2 separate regions of the Mus musculus genome follow, and region 1 is linked to region 2. The links are chromatin loops, found by intact Hi-C in ENCODE. Cell type or tissue: heart. All regions are shown on one strand. Links, peaks and the distances in the headings refer to the core of each region. The heading gives the core; the rest is flanking DNA.

Evidence for each region. A loop is a pair of places that touch in the nucleus more often than their neighbours do. Peaks named below come from ENCODE experiments on the same cell type or tissue, not always from the same donor. Only the 100,000 strongest peaks of a DNase experiment are listed, where the experiment ranks them.
Region 1: a loop joins it to region 2, with 4 times the contacts of the local background. A loop is called at or near these places in 4 of 42 quality-filtered maps.

The regions. Positions count from the first base shown.
Region 1 is chr13:67,396,462-67,402,317 of GRCm38, reverse strand. It overlaps Zfp429 (zinc finger protein 429), which reads left to right and starts at 2,551. Exons shown (of 4, transcript NM_001080941.1): 1 at 2,551-2,622; 2 at 5,562-5,688. The coding sequence starts at 2,587. In heart, for the core only: no CTCF peak of the experiment used is centred there; a DNase peak (open chromatin) is centred at 2,617; H3K4me3 peaks cover 1,610 bases; H3K27ac peaks cover 869 bases.
Region 2 is chr13:67,169,881-67,175,736 of GRCm38, reverse strand. It overlaps Rsl1 (regulator of sex limited protein 1), which reads right to left and starts at 2,555. Exons shown (of 4, transcript NM_001013769.1): 1 at 2,484-2,555. The coding sequence starts at 2,519. In heart, for the core only: no CTCF peak of the experiment used is centred there; a DNase peak (open chromatin) is centred at 2,616; H3K4me3 peaks cover 1,481 bases; H3K27ac peaks cover 773 bases; H3K27me3 peaks cover 323 bases.

The DNA of each region.
Region 1 (5,856 bases), core at 269-5,268, 230 kb before region 2:
ATTTCTCAGTCTTTAAAACATTAAGCCCTATTATATAAAGTATTGAAAAAAATTTAAATCACATTACAATTACACAAAACAAAACCTGAAGATTGCAGAGCACATGACCTTCTGCACAGTTCGGATGGACATTCAGAATAGAATCTAATGCATTCACATTTGATTAAGACAGTCTCCACTGACTATCTTTTATGCGTTTATATACCATGAAAACCAAAATCCACCATGGACATGAAGATTGATAATCAGTTATCTTATTTCCTCTTGACAACCAATGTTCATTACCTTCTTTAAATCTTTCCTCGTGCCCTAATAGTTAACCTTTATTATTCTCTTTTCTAAATGACATACTTATTCTAAATACATTTTAAATGTGGACAGATTTTAGTGATCCCTAGCTAGATCCCAAATGAATCCAATAGAGAATTTAAGGTTTATGTGATAAGCTTTATAACACAATAACTGGGCAGTTAATCTATTCGAATCCTCTAAGGTAATCTGGCTACCTCCCTGCCCAAAAACCCTGAGATACTTGTATTTTAGTTTTGATGTTGCTCTCTGGGATTCAGGTGTTTTTCCATGATGTCTCTCCTGGACTGCTTCCTCCTGGCCTGTCCTCTATTCTTCCTTTGTCTAACAGAAGTCCCGCCCTATTCTCTCTTTTGCCTAACCATTGGCTGATCAGCTTTTATTAACAAGTCAGATAATAAGTGGGGAATAATGTTTGCACACACTTGAGAGGGGAGATACTTAAAATAAGCACTACAATGTCATGTCTGGATTACAACCATATATGGGGGCTGAGAAATCAGGATTTGAATAATACAAGGATAATCTTTACACAGCGTACAATAACATTATGCCTGCAATATACTGTACCCACATGAAAATTTCTTCACATATATACATATAGTACTGTCTAGATTAAACACCTAGAAGAACATGCAGTGTTTACCTTTATAAAACTAAGTAATATCAATATCATACATACTATGTCAGTCCATTTCTTAGTAAAATTTGTGATTACAGTATCTTAGATCCAAAGAGCATCTCTCTCTCTCTCTCTCTCTCTCTCTGTAATAAATATTTATATTTACCAAATTGTTTTCCATTAATATTTTCATGGATATCTATGTTGATTCTGGTTGTTTACTGTTGGGAATAAAGAGCAATAAACATGGGGGCACAAATACACCTACATACAGCAAATTATCAGGTTCTCTGAGTATAACCACAGGATTGAATTAGTAGTGAGAGTGCAGAGACTGGTTCCATTCGGTTGAGGTCATTATGGGAATTAATCTGTAAGGTTCCAGTGTTTATTTCAGCACCCATAGTCTATGCTTCTGTACTCTTAGAGGCTACTTTGGGTCTGTGTTCCACAGTGGAGTAGACTCCACTGCAGCTGATGTTTTAGTACCTGCCTTTAGTTCACAGGATCTAAGGAATGGCCAAGGCATTGACTCCATGTGATCCCCTGGCTGTTTTGTGAGCAGTCCCATGTACACTGATTTCTGAGGGCTCTCAGAAAGAAATCCTAGTTGCAGGTGAGGGTGGATACCAATTTAAAATGTTTGTGCTCTGTATACTCTTGTTTCTACAGTACAACTCAAAGCCTTTGCATTTATGTCTCAACTACATACAACAAGTTGGAGAAATGACTGGATGTGTGACCTGCTTTTATTACAGACACCTTTCTACCAACAGATCAACAGTAGTAGTCTCTGTTGGACATAGGTAGCCTGTTAGCTGGTTTTAATCAATGCCTCCTTGGGCTGCTTGTTGATCTCCTTTCCAATGTCTGAGAGTCTGGGGCATTAACTCGGGACAAGAGATTTAGAGGAATGTTAGATAGACACTTGCTTGGGTGTGGCTTGGGAATGTCAAATTTTATCTTCAGAGTCAACCTCCTTGGCCTGCTCAAACAGCATGTGTTCCTGTATATGTAATATTAGCAATGCCCTGGAGGAATTATTTCTATATATTCGAAAAGTAGAAACACAAACAACAGTATACAAGTTTGTTGGGGCAGAAACCAAGCCAGCTTTGTACCGCAAGTCCATTTGTCAAAAGTTACTGAGGAGCTAGGAGCATAGTCAGGCACACCAAGGTTGGTTTCAAACATCCTTTTATAAAGTTACGTTTCCTTCCCACGTAGGTTAGTGTATTGCTTTGTTATTTTAACGAACTACTAAGTCAACGTTTTTTGTTTTTTTGTTTTTTTCAAGAAGTAGTAATATTAAACTTACAACTAGAAATGACTTGTAAGCCATATGTTTCTGTCAAAGGCTCGACTCATATCCGTACATCTCCGATGTGGTTCTGGGGTCCGAAACCAAATGGGGTCGCATTACCCATAGCTTTTCTGCAGAAAAGGCTTCCTCCTTCAACCTTCTACTTTGTGTTACCATCCACGTACCTCTCCAAACAGTAGAAGTCACCCACCCTGGGTTCTGGGATTTCCTTCGCACAGACTTCTGGGAGATGTAGTCCGCACCGCTGTGACCACTGGGAGCCTTCCAGGAAATCCCCTTCTGACTTCAGGTTTGTACTTGTGCCTCTTCCTCAAAGTTGGGCGGAAATCCTATGCGGCTATCTATTCCAGTTGTCTCTGACAAGAAGGTTGGTCCAGTCAGCAGCGTTGCTTGGGGCTCTGTGCGGGGTCTGTGTCAGGGAGGTTGGTTCAAGGAAGCAGCATAGACTGGGGTGGGTGCCAGAGCAGGGCTCTGTCTTGGAGGGAGCGCTTCTGGGCTGGGTGGGAGGGCGGAAGCAGCTGCCAGGACTTGCTGTGCTGAACTGGCTGGGACCGCTGAGGCTGCAGTTTTGGAGTGAGGGGACTGGCCTTTTGGGATTGTGTCCTGAGTGAAGGTTTCCTTTAGAACACCGAGAGCAGCCCGAGTCTGCCTTGGTTCTCTGGTACACTGGAGCAGCTTGGTAGTGGGGGACTAGATTGCAAACTAATGGTGATGAGCTGACTACCTGCTCCTGAGAGAGTGCCAGAGCCCACAGACCTGCATTGCTGGAAACGCGCATTCCTGGCTGCCCCCATCTCACCTGGATGCTGCCAGAGTCCTTTGTGTCTTTAGAGTAAAAGGGTTTCTGGTCCCCGTGTACTCTGTAGCCAGCTTATAGCAATGGCCTTGAGGTCTGACTGTGTTCACTTTTCTCTGCCAGTAAAGAATTAAGAGAGGAAAAATCCGAGGTACTACAGGTGTCGTTTAGGGGAATTCTGGGACACTGCCAACAGATCTGCCTGAATGCACTGAAAATCTTGGACTAGGGTTGAAGAAACGCATGGAGTGGATACACTGGCAGGAATGTCTACAAGGCAGAGTGGGATCGAGACGAGCTCACATCATGTTTCACCTTGAGGGCTGTATTTTCTAAACTTTTGAAAGGACCTCCATCCCTACTTTACAGTTGAGAGTTTTAAAAAAAGAGATAATGTCCGCTTGGCCCACAATGGTTCCGGTCAACATGACATTATCAGGGCTTGGACTTGTTGAAGAAGTTTATGAACATTGTGTATATTTCTGCCAGTGTTTCTGTTATCTTGTAGCTTTGCTGCCCATGGTAATATGAGGTATAAAAGGGCGGTGAATAATAAACTTGAGGCTGCTGTGGTATTGACCAGCAGTCCTCCCAAGTCTATTTCTTGGCTCTGCATCTTTTTTCGGCCTCTCCTGTCTTTAATCCTCACTCCACACTCAGAGACTCTTTGACACTTGGCACAACCTAGGAGTTGCTGCTTCATGATCTGTGTTGTATGTATTTTAAGCACTGTGTAGTATAGACAGGCTGGTAGGGAATGGGGAGTCTGTATTGTTTGGAACCTGATCAGGAATCCATCGTTCTCTTTGCCTCTCTCTCATGTTTACTTCCCATCAATGTCCTGTTAATCTTTAGATCTGCCCGACTCTCTGAAAATTTATCTCTGATTGTCACTGACAGGAGATGCAAGAGTTCTTAAAACATCTGCGCTGTCCTTTCTGTTGCTCTAGACTTCCTCTAGGATGGGCTTCCATTGAGTGGAATGTAACCATCGAGCTCCCAGTTATTGGAAGGATAGGTAGTAATTGTTAATGGGTGGAACTGTTCCTGCCTCAGGTCAGACATTATTTGCATTTCTTTCCCATTGAAAGTGAATTTTGCAAGTCTCTGATTCCCCTGCAATGTTTGCTGTTAATTGTACTGGCTATAATCCCCACAAAACGGTATCCTGTTTACAGGTCCCCGGACCTCCACCCCCAGGGTCTCACAGGAGATTGTACTCAAGACAGCAGACACTTGCCCATGCAGAATGGAGGAAGCCAGTGCTGGCCAACATAGGGAGTGAGCCCCGCAGTTAATTCTCCATTGTGAGCATGCTCTGATTCTCTCACAGAGAGTTGTTTTGGTCTTTGCTCTGCTCTGGGCTCCTGCCATTCTCCACATTGCTGGTTTTCCCGTGGCCTTGGTGATGCAAACATTAAAAAAAGTGTAATCTGCTTTTTCATACTCGTAAAGACAGGATCTTTCTCTACTAGCTGTACAGAAGGTTTCAAGACCTTTCAATTTATTTTTCCCTTGAGAAACTCCTATTCACCAAAGTGCTTCATTATGCCGGTTAATTTTGGAGATGTTCTGGCCTCTTTATTGCTGCTGAATGCTGCTCATTAGACAAAAGACTATTTTCTGCGCAGTCAATCTTTAAAGAAAATATAATTTTGTTGTCCTATAAACTCTTGTGACAATAGCTATTCCCTCTTCCCAAGGGTGCAATCACCTTGCACTTCAGACAGAAGACTCACGGGATTGCAGTTGGATCTGACATGAAGATCTGAACAGGGACGAGTTATCCATACAGATTTAAGGTGCTTTGCCAGGTTCCAAGGGAGAGAAGAAATCAGTAGCCCTGCTTAGCTCTTATACCAGTGTGCCACAGCAATGTCCTGTATGTCATTCCAGCCGTAAAGATGCCACAGTGCCACTCAATATCTGACCTATGCAGAAGCTGTCCAATGGGACTTAAAGCCTCATCAATAGAAGTTACATCATGCTTAGAAGCTGCCGCAGGTGACTTGTTAGGTTGAAACCTTAGAGGGGAACATACTAATGCCATGTTATTAGAGCATCCTAAGATCTCACTGCATTCTGATTGCTTTTCCTTAGACCTACACATGAGTGTGTAGCTCTTACTGTTCAAAGCGCTCCTACACATGAGTGTGTAGCTCTTACTGTTCAAAGCGCTCCTACACATGAGTGTGTAGCTCTTACTGTTCAAAGCACTCCTACACATGAGTGTGTAGCTCTTACTGTTCAAAGCGCTTCTGGCTGCATCAGAGAGAGCTCTGCAGAAAACTGAAACTTAACAAAGCCCAGAGGACTATGTATGATCTTGTGATCTGACCCAATAGGTATGTCTACAATTTCTGCACATACTAGCCAGGGAATATTTCTGGAGCAGGAGCAGTTTGAATATGAGGACCAGAGGTCCATGTCAAAACCAGAGGTTTGCTGTGAGTTTATTGATGATTTTAATTAATTATAGTTGTGATATTATTCATTGGTCTTTATTTCAGGAAATGTTGTCCTTCTGGGATGTAGCCATTGATTTCTCTCCAGAAGAGTGGGAATGCCTGGAGCCTGCTCAGTGGGATCTGTACAGGAATGTGATGCTGGAGAATTTCAGCCACCTTGTGTTCCTGGGTGAGCATTGTATCTATAGAGAATTCCTATCTCACCCCTACCATCAACATGTCTCTTCCCCGCTTTGTACAATATCTCATGGAAGTATTTCAACAATGAGTTTCATACCCATCATTTGAAGAAAAATGAGGGAGGTTGCTGTACAGCTAAGAAACATGTCATTGTTTT
Region 2 (5,856 bases), core at 431-5,430:
ATTGCTGTGGCCCACTGGTGTAAAAGATAAGCAGAGCTATTTTTTTTTTCTTCTCTCCCTTGGAACCTGGCAAAGCACCTTCAATCCGTATGGACAACTCGTCCCTGTTCAGATCTTCATGTCAGATCCAGCTGCAATGCCCTGAGTCTTGTGTCTGAAGTGCAAGGTGTTTCCACCCTTGGGAGGAGGAATAGCTATTGTCACAAGACTTTATAGGACAACATAAATATATCCTCTTTAAAGAATGACTGCACCAAAAATAGTCTTTTGTCTAATGAGCAGAATTCAGCAGCGATGGAGAGGCCAGAATGTCTCCAAAATGAACCGACATAATGAAGCACTTTGTTGAATAGGAGTTTCTCAAGGGAAAAATAAATTGAAAGGTCTTGAAACCTTCTATACAGCTAGTAGAGAAAGATCCTGTCTTTACAAGTATGAAAAAGCAGATTACACTTTTTTTAATGTTTGCATCACCAAGGCCACGGGAAAACCAGCAATGTGGAGAATGGCAGGAGCCCAGAGCAGAGCAAAGACAAAAACAACTCTCTGTGAGAGAATCAGAGCATGCTCACTATGGAGAATTAACTGCAGGGCTCACTCCCTATGTTGGCCAGCACTGCTTCCTCCATTCTGCATGGGTGTTTGTCTGCTGTCCTGAGTACAATCTCCTGTGAGCCTCTGGGGTGGAGGTCCGGGGACCTGTAAACAGGATACCGTTTTGTGTGGGTTTTAGCCAATACAATTAACAGCAAACATTGCAGGGGAATCAGAGACTTGCAAAATTCACTTTCTATGGGGAAGAAATGCAAATAATGTCTGACCTGAGGCAGGAACACTTCCACCCATTAACAATTACTACATATTCTTCCAATAACTGGGAGCCCGATGGTTACATTCCACTCAATGGAAGCCCATCCTAGAAGAAGTCTAGAGCAACAGAAAGGACAGCACAGATGTTTTAAGAACTCTTGCATCTCCTGACAGTGACAGAGATATATTTTCAGAGTTGGGCAGATCTAAAGATTAGCAGGACATTGGTGGGAAGTCAACATGAGAGGCAAAGAGAGGGCTGGATTCCTGATCAGGTTCCAAACAATACAGACTTCCCATTCCCTACCAGCCTGTCTATACTACACAGTGCTTAAAATACATACAACACAGATCACGAAGCAGCAACTCCTAGGTTGGGTCAAGAGTCAAAGAGTCTCTGAGTATGGAGTGAGGATTAAAGACAGGAGAGGCAGAAAAGATGCAGAGCCAAGAAATAGACTTGGGAGGATTGCTGGTCAATACCACAGCAGCCTCGAGTTTATTTTTCACCGCCCTTTTATACCTCATATTACCATGGGAAGCAAAGTTACAAGATAACAGAAACAATGGCAGAAATATACACAATGTCCATAAACTTCCTCAACAAGTCCAAGCCCTGATAATGTCATGTTGACCGGAACCATTTGGGGCCAAGCGGACACTCTCTTTTTAAAAAATTCTCGGGGCTGGTGAAATGGCTCAGCTGTTAAGAGCACCGACTGCTCTTCCAAAGGCCCTGAGTTCAAATCCCAGCAACCACATGGTGGCTCACAACCATCTGTAATGAAATCTGATACCCTCTTCTGGAGTGTCTGAAGACAGCTACAGTGTACTTACATATAATAAATAAATAAATATTTTTTTAAAAATTCTCAACTGTAAAGTAGGGATGGAGGTCCTGTCAAGTTTAGTAAACACAGCCCTCAAGGTGAAACATGGTGTGAGCTCCTTTTGATCCCACTCTGCCTTGTAGACATTCCTGCCTGTGTGTCCACTGCATGTGTTTCTTCAACCCTAGTCCAAGATTTTCCGTGCATTCAGACAGATATGTTGGCTATGTCCCAGAATTCCCCAACACGACAGCTGTTGTAACTCGGATTTTTCCTCTCTTAATTCTTTACTGGCAGCGAAAAATGAACACAGTCAGACCTCAAGGCCATTGCTATAAGCTGGCTACAGAGTACACGGGGACCAGAAACCCTTTTACTCTAAAGACACAAAGGACTCTGGCAGCATCCAGGTGAGATGGGGGCAGCCAGGGACGCGCGCTTCCAGCAATGCAGGTCTGTGAGCTCTGGCACTCTCTCAGGAGCAGGTAGTCAGCTCATCACCATTAGTTTGCAATCTAGTCCTCCACTACCAAGCTGCTCCAGTGTACCAGAGAACCAAGGCAGACTCGGGCTGCTCTCGGTGTTCTAAAGGAAACCTTCACTCAGGACACAATCCCAAAAGGCCAGTCCCCTCACTCCAAAACTGCAGCCTCAGTGGCCCCAGCCAGTTCAGCACAGCCAGTCCTGGCAGCTGCTTCCGCCCTCCCACCCAGTCCTCAAGCGCTCCCTCCAAGACAGAGCCCAGCTCCCGGCACTGAACCCCAGGCTATGCTGCTTCCTGAACCAACCTCCTTGACACAGATCCCGCACAGAGCCCCAGGCTACGCTGCTGCCTGGACCAACCTTCTTGTCAGAGACAACTGGAATAGATAGCCGCATACGATTTCCGCCCAACCTTAAGAAAGACGCACGAGTACAGACCTGAACTCAGAAGGGGATTTCCTGGAAGGCTCCCAGTGGTCACAGTGGTGCGGACTACATCTCCCAGAAGTCTGTGCGAAGGAAATCCCAGAACCCAGGGTGGGTGAAGTCTACTGTTTGGAGAGTTTTGTGGATGGGAACACACAGTTGAAGGTGCAAGGAGGAAGCCTTATCTGCAGAAAAGCTGTGGGTAATGAGATTGGTTTTCGACCCCAGAACCACATCGGAGATGTATGGATTTGAGTCAAGCCTTTGACAGAAACTTTTGGCTTACAAGTCATTTCTAGTAGTAATTTTAATATTACTACTTCCTGGCCGGGGGGGGGGGGACGGGACGGGGGGCACGTTGACTTAGTTGTTCGTTAAATAAACAAAGCAATACACTAACCAACGTGGCAAGGAAAACTAACTTTATAAAATGTTTGAAACCAGCCTTGGCGTTCCTGACTATGCTCCTAGCTCCTCAGTGGCTTTTGACAAATGGACTTGGGATACAAAGCTGGCTTGGTGTCTGCCCCAACAAACTTGTATACTGTTGTTTGTGTTTCTACTTTTTGAATATATAGAAACAATTCCTCCAGGGCATTGCTAATATTACACATACAGAAACACATGCTGTTTGAGCAGGCCAAGGAGGTTGACTCTGAAGATAAAATTTGACATCCCCATGCCACACCCAAGCATGTGTGTATCTAACATTCCTCTAAATCTCTTGTCCTGAGTTAATGCCCCGGACTCTCAGACATTGGAAAGAAGATCAACAAGAAGCCCATGGAGGCATTGATTAAAACCAGCTAACAGGCTACCTATGTCCAACAGAGACTACTACTGTTGATCTGTTGGTAGAAAGGTGTCTGTAATAAAAGCAGGTCACACATCCAGTCATTTCCCCTACTTGTTGTATGCAGGTGAGACATAAATGCACAAGGCTTTGAGTTGTACTGTAGAAACAAGAGTGTACAGAGCACAAACATTTTAAAGTGGTATACACCCTCACCACAATAGTTGAGTAGCCTGCAACTAGGATTTCCTTCTGAGAGCCCTCAGAAATCAGTGTACATGGGGCTGCTAACAAAACAGCCAGGGGATCACATGGAGTCAAAGCCTTGTCCATTCCTTAGATCCTGTGAACTAAAGGCAGGTACTAAAAAATCAGCTGCAGTGGAGTCTACTCCACTGTGGAACACAGACCCAAAGTAGCCTCTAAGACTACATAAGCATAGACTTAAGAGTTCAATCAATGTATTTTACTTATCCATCGAAATATATAGGGTGAGCATACCAAGTGATGATAGGCAATGCACGCTTAGAAACATCGGTACAGAAGATCAAAGAACAAAGGAAAAAAATCTTGAATCCACAAAATTGTGAAAACTTATTGATAAGGTATTAAACACACAATCCCAGTGGCATGGTTTAATCTTTGAATTCTGTATCCACAAAAGGCATGCATTTTAAATCCTTATTATTGAGTATGTGATAGGAAAACATTTGAGAAATTTTTCATCCTTCACAAAGAGCTCTTGGGATGAGTTTCATTAGCATGAGCGTAAGCGATTTGAGATGCACTTAAGTGTAATGTTAGTCTTTCACAATGATTTCATACTTAGGTCTGCAGAAAAGTGCACAGATGTTCAGATGTGTGCAAACATTGCAAAGACTCCAAAGGGACCAAAGGAGCCAAAGGGACTCCATTCTGCCTGAGTTTTATCTAACTGGTCACCCAAGCTAACCAATAGTACAGATAAAATGTTGCCATGCGGCCTCCAAACCTGGAGCTTTGGAAGATCCACTGTTTCAATTGTTTGACCCAAGGGAATTGACACTTGAAGTTTCAGGGGCTGGGCTGCCCTGGTATGATGCAATTGTGGGTTTGGCTTTATACACCAGATCAAGTCGGAGCCAAAGTGTCCCGAAATGACGAATGTATTTGCTGTCACCAAAACCCGACCTAGTGCTTCTGGTCCTCCAAGGAGGTAGGTAAAGATGTATTTTGTCTGGTAAAGATTCTAGTAAGTAGACAAACTGCTGACAGGGAATCCTTCCCTGCATCTCCTTCTAACATCTAAGCTAAAGATGTTGAGTTCAGGCAAATCCATGTATTATGCCATTTCTGTGGATGCTGCAGTGAATGACTGAAAAATCCACCTGATGTATGCTGTCTCAGCTATTGTTCTGTTTCTTACACTTGTTCCTCAGGGCCACTGTCTGAGCTCACTTTAGAACTAAGGCAACTGGAAGCTATAGAGTTCCTCTGTTCTCCTGTCTGGGCTCTAGGAGAGATGCCAACGTCCTTGCTGAGGTTGCTTTAGTGGTCCTCCACGAAAGTCCATGTCCGCTTCTCAACGCACTCATGCCCAGCACCAAGTTCCCCTTATGGTCTTGTCAAAAGTCTAAACCTAGTAACTCCCTACCACACTTGCCCAAAGGGATCCTTTGGCTGCTGGGACTGAGCTATATAATCTCACTGACCCATTCATATACTATAAAAGCAAAGTAGTGTCAGGATCACCTCTACTGCAGAACATAGGCTACTGAGGTAACCACCAGGCCAGGGGCTCCACAGTGGGAAGAGGCAGGGACCCATGCATGACAGAAGTCTAGCCAGCCTGTAGGTCCAGGACTCAAGCTCACTATGGACAAGGGTTGAAGCCATTTTTTGGTGGGAAGAGTCCTCTAGCTGCCCTGCTTGTTTGGGTGATTGGAGATGAAAGTGAGGTTGGGTCCTTTTGCAAACCTTATTCCTCTGAGGAGTGTGTGTGTGTGTGTGTGTGTGTGTGTGTGTGTGTGTGTGTGTTTGGGGCTCCACTGTCTTATGGCTGAAGTTGGCCTTTGTTTCTGCTCCAGCAAGCCCTGATACGCTTCTTTCATCTCTAGAACTTTTTAAGTCCCTCAGGTGTCCTATTTTGTGGGTTTTCTCTTTAAATGTCTCTTTCCAAGGCTACAGGTATACTTTGTATGTAAAGCTTAGACACTGATCCACAACGGAGCCAATATATCTATGTCTCATAGAATCAGGACAGAATCCTTAACATTGGGATTTTTATAAGAGGAAAACACATATTGAGTTTCTCAGGCTGTCTGCCCACACCAGAAGTACTGAAACAAGTCATGCTTAGGTACATGCCTGGGTTCAGTCTTACAGAGAAACAATGCCTTCTGAATACAGAGAATGATTTTATAAATCATCATATGCTATTTTAGCTCACTGTAAACCTAGTTCCAGAGATAGAATATGCCCCAGTCACTTCCAGCTCAAGCATAACTGACTCAGAATTTCTCCCACAGCCTCTGT